Regions from separate parts of the Homo sapiens genome. Here region 1 is linked to region 2. The links are chromatin loops, found by intact Hi-C in ENCODE. Cell type or tissue: natural killer cell. All regions are shown on one strand.

Evidence for each region. Peaks named below come from ENCODE experiments on the same cell type or tissue, not always from the same donor. Only the 100,000 strongest peaks of a DNase experiment are listed, where the experiment ranks them.
Region 1: it touches region 2 in a loop (2.7-fold over the local background); 3 of 110 quality-filtered maps call a loop at or near these places.

The regions. Positions count from the first base shown.
Region 1 is chr7:105,299,635-105,302,134 of GRCh38, forward strand. The region is part of intron 2 of SRPK2 (SRSF protein kinase 2); the gene reads right to left. It also overlaps the pseudogene RWDD4P1. Among named protein-coding and RNA genes, the nearest start is that of SRPK2, 88 kb to the right of the region's middle. In natural killer cell, no CTCF peak of the experiment used is centred here; a DNase peak (open chromatin) is centred at 1,137.
Region 2 is chr7:105,345,545-105,348,044 of GRCh38, forward strand. All of the region lies in intron 2 of SRPK2 (SRSF protein kinase 2), which reads right to left. Among named protein-coding and RNA genes, the nearest start is that of SRPK2, 42 kb to the right of the region's middle. In natural killer cell, no CTCF peak of the experiment used is centred here; a DNase peak (open chromatin) is centred at 1,247; H3K27ac peaks cover 2,326 bases.

The DNA of each region.
Region 1 (2,500 bases), 46 kb before region 2:
GTAATCCCAGCACTTTGGGAGGCTATGGCAGGCAGACCATCTGAGGTCAGGAGTTCTAGACCAGCCTGGTTAACATGGTGAAATCCCATCTCTACCAAAAAATACAAAAATTAGCCAGGTGTGGTGGAGGGTGCCTGTAATCTCAGCTACCTGGGAGGCTGAGGCAGGAGAATCGCTTGAACCCAGGCGGCGTAAGTTGCAGTGAGCCGAGATCGCGCCACTGCACTCCAGCCTGGGTGACAGAGAGAGACTCCATCTCAAAAAAGAATACAAAACAAACAATACATAGATCTAAAATATTTCCAAAATAAAAATCATTCCTTCCAGTCACAAGCATATGAAGTGCCCATCAAAAATTAAATATAATAAATATTTAACAGAGAAATTCTTTATGCTTCAACTTAATTCAAATGTACAAATTAATTTTTAAAACACAGTATTAGCAATAATTGGCCGGGCATCACCATGTACAGATACAATACATGGCGTGCATCTGTAGGCCCCGCTACTCAGGAGGGTGAGACAGGAGAATTGCTTCAACTCGGGAGGCAGAGGCTACAGTGAGCCAAGATCACGCCACTGCACTCCAGACTGGGCAAGAGACAGCGAGACTCCATCTCAAAAAAAAAAAAAAAAAAAAAAAAGTATATATATACATATTTAGAACACTATGTGCACATAGAAAACTTGTGTGACTTGTATAGTTATACATCTGACATCATGGCTGGGATATACTAATATTTCAACACAAACACAAATGTGACTATAAAACAAAACTGATTTTCTGCCACGACTTATGGAAACAGAAGAATAGCCACAGGAGGAATGTATTGTAATATTTTCATTTGTACTGTAACCATTTTCAAGGCCAAAATACAACTAATGGAAATTAATGCACATCTAAGCTTCATGTCAGTATAAAATTAAAAATGACCTGAGTACAACCTACAGAATGGGAGAAAATTTTTGCAATCTACCCATCTGACAAAGGGCTAATATCCAGAATCTACAAAGAACTTAAACAAATATACAAGAAAAAAATCAAACAACCACATCAAAAAGTGGGCAACGGATATGAACAGACACTTCTCAAAAGAAGACATTTATGCAGCTAGCAGACACATGAAAAAATGCTCATCATCACTAGTCATCAAAAAAATGCAAATCAAAACCACAACGAGATACCATCTCACACCAGTTAGAATGGCGATCATTAAAATATCAAGAAACAACAGGTGCTGGAGAGGATGTGGAGAAAACAGGAACACTTTTACACTGTTGGTGGGACTGTAAACTAGTTCAACCGTCGTGGAAGACAGTGTGGCGATTCCTCAAGGATCTAGAACTAGAAATACCATTTGACCCAGCAATCCCATTACTGGGTATATACCCAAAGGATTATAAATCATGCCACTATAAAGACACATGCACATGTATGTTTATTGCGGCATTATTCACAATAGCAAAGACTGGGAACCAACCCAAATGTCCATCAATGATAGACTGGATTAAGAAAATGTGCCACTTGGCTGGGCGCAGTGGCTCACGCCTGTAATCCCAGCACTTTGGGAGGCCGAGGCAGGCGGATCATGAGGTCAGGAGATCAAGACCATCCTGGCTAACACGTGAAACCCCGTCTCTACTAAAAATACAAAAAAAAAAAAAAAAAGCCGCGGCTCCGGGTCCGAGCCCACAGCCCACCGCTGGCAGCTGGGCGCTGCCGAGGCCAGGGGCACGCACGATTGGCACCTGCCAGTGCCAAGACTGTGCCGCCCCCACAACCAAGGCGCCAAAGGGGGTCGCCGGGCCTCTGGGCCGCTGCCCTCGCTTTGTCTTCGTTGTTGCAAGCACCGTCCACTCAGGAGGCGCCCCGCAACCGGTGTGACGAGTGCCAACGAGGACCAGGAGATGGAACTAGAAGCATTACGCTCTATTTATGAAGGAGATGAAAGTTTCCGGGAATTAAGTTCAGTTTCTTTTCAATATAGGATAGGTGAAAATGGTGATCCCAAAGCCTTCTTAATAGAGATTTCCTGGACAGAAACATATCCCCAAACACCTCCAATTCTATCTATGAACGCTTTTTTTTTAACAACACCGTATCATCAGCTGTAAAGCAGAGTATATTAGCCAAGTTACAGGAAGCAGTAGAAGCTAATCTTGGAACCGCTATGACCTGTACATTGTTTGAATATGCCAAAGACAATAAGAGCAGTTCATGGAGAATCACAATCCCATTAATTCCACAACATCGATAAGCAATATCATCTCAATTGAAACTCCTAATACAGCCCCATCAAGTAAGAAAAAAGACAAAAAAGAATAACTTTCAAAAGCCCAGAAGCGTAAGCTGGCAGACAAAACAGATCACAAAGGAGAACTTCCTCGAGGCTGGAACTGGGTTGATGTTGTGAAGCATTTAAGCAAAACTGGCTCTAAGGATGATGAGTAGCACTTGGAATTTGAGACAAGGAAAGAGCATTCTTTAAAAAGTAAAACT
Region 2 (2,500 bases):
TATGTGCTATGTAACAATTGTAAGTTATTACAGGGAATAACATGAAAGACAACTGAAACAGCTTATCTTTCAAAGGATGAAAACTTCTCAAACTCGTTCATCTATATATTCATTCATATTTATTTTACACATGAACATGTCAATGTGTTTGGAATACAAGTAGGGCAAGAAATTGGTGTCCAAAACAGACATGGTCTGTGAGCTCTTGGGCCTATGTTGTTCTACATCTGCTCTTTCCATTATCATAGCCATCAGCCCCATGTAGCTATTTAAATTTAAATTAGAGTTAAATAAAATTAAAAACCGGTTCCTCAGTCACACTAGTCACACTTCACATGGCCAAGGGCCAGCTTTCAGCTATGATACTGGACATCACAGATACAGAATGTTTCCATAATCACAGAAAGTTCTGTTCGGTAGCAAAGGTTTAAAACGTTACATACTTCCCTCTCTCTGCTGACTAGACATTAAGATGAAACTTAACTTCTTTCTTTTAAAAAAGAGTGCAAAATTTTACTGCTGTCTTTTAGGGAAGTACCAGGTGACAGTCTTTCTACAGGTGTACTTTATATCAAAGCTGTAAAAACTTCTAAGGTTTTCTAATCCAGCAAAATAATCACCAAATGCCTTTACCAAGGTTTTAAAGTTTTTTAAAAAATTCCTGGAGGTAAGTATTTCATCATCAGTAACTATTCCAATTTACTAATTGGCTTCAAACCATTCTCAACTGCATTCACAACTGCAGTATTTCCTTTCCTAGAAAGTGAAGGATTCTGCACTTAACTGATTATCACATAACTCTCTATGATGCAGAAAACAGCTCCTGCTTGTCACCTCTGCATGGTGACTGGAACACAGAGGGTACTCAAACAACTGTTATATGAAGGTCAATAAACTGTAAGTCTCCAGCACTGTCAAAAGCAACACAAGGCCAGGTGCAGTGGCTCATGCCTATAATCCCAGCACTTTAGGAGGGCAAGGCGGGCGGATCACGAGGTCAGGAGTTCAAGACCAGCCTGGCCAATATGGTGAAACCCTGTCTCTACTAAAAACACAAAAATTAGCCAGGCATGGTGGTGTGCGCCTGTAGTCCCAGCTACTCGGAAGGCTGAGGCAGAAGAACTGATTGAACCCCAGCAGGCAGAGGAGGTTGCAGTGAGCCAAGATCGCACCACTGCACTCTAGCCTGGGTGACAGCGCAAGACTCCATCTCAAAAAAAACAAGCAACAACAACAAACCCACAAAAGCCACATTCCATTTCACAACTCTAGTTACTGATGGAGCTTCCAGTCTTTGCTGCTTCTCATTTGTTAAAAAAAAAAAAAAAAAACTTTATTCACTGCATGATTTAAGCAGCACCAAACTGCTTGGGTATCGGTTTTCTGGGTCCCTGAAAATCAAGGACTTACTAAACAGTAAAAATTCTACATGAAGAAATAAAATATTGCACACTGCCCGGGAACCATAAAATTAATATAAATTAATTTATCTTTTACTTGGCTATGAGATAGACTGGCTTTTTTTTTTTTTAAGATTAAGGTTTCATTCTGTCACCCAGGCTGAAGTGCAGTGGGCATGATCATGGCTCACTGAAACCTCCACCTCTGGGCTCAAGCAATCCTCCCACCTCTACTCAGCCTTCTAAGTAGCTGGGACTACAGACATGTGCCACCGCGCCCGGCTAATTATTTAATTTAGTAGAGACAGGGTCTTGCTATGTTGCCCAGGCTGGTCTTAAACTCCTGGACTCAAGCAATCCTCCGGCTTCAGTCTCCCAAAGTGCTGGGATTACAGGCCACCATGCCTGGCTAATTTTTTCTTTAATTTTTGTAGAGACAGGTCTCACTAGCCCAAGCTGGTCTCAAATTCCTGGACTCAAGTGATCCTCCCACCTCACCCTCTCAAAGTGCTGGGATCACAGGAGTGAGCCACCATATTGACCACAGACTGGCTTATAAATATGTGTAACTACAGTGAGATATTCAGCCGAAGAATGAGGGGGAGGGGGAGGAGGAGGAAGAATTATGGCTGGGCATGACGGCCCATGCCTATACTCCCAGCACTTTGGGAGACTGAGGCGGGAGGATCGCTTGAGTCCAGGAGTTTGAGACTTGCCTGGGCAGCCTGGCAAGACCCCCATCTCTGCAAAAAAATTTTAAAAATTAGCCAGGCATGGTGGCACAAACTTGTGGTCCCAGCTACTTGGAAAGCTGAAGCAGGAGAATTGCTTGAACCCAGGAGGCAGAGGTTGCAGTGAGCTGAGATGGCACCACTACACTCCAGCCTGGGTGACAGGGCGAGACTCCGTCTCAAAAAAAAAAAAAAAGAAAGAAAAGCGGTAGCTTGCACAATTAATTCTAAATTACATTAACAAAGACATCTCAAATGTCTCAACTACTCATGAAAGACAGCTGTATCAAAATTGCACATTTCCTTGAAAACAGAAATCAAAATGTTTTCAAATTAGTCCATACCAGTGACATATACCATTAATATTAA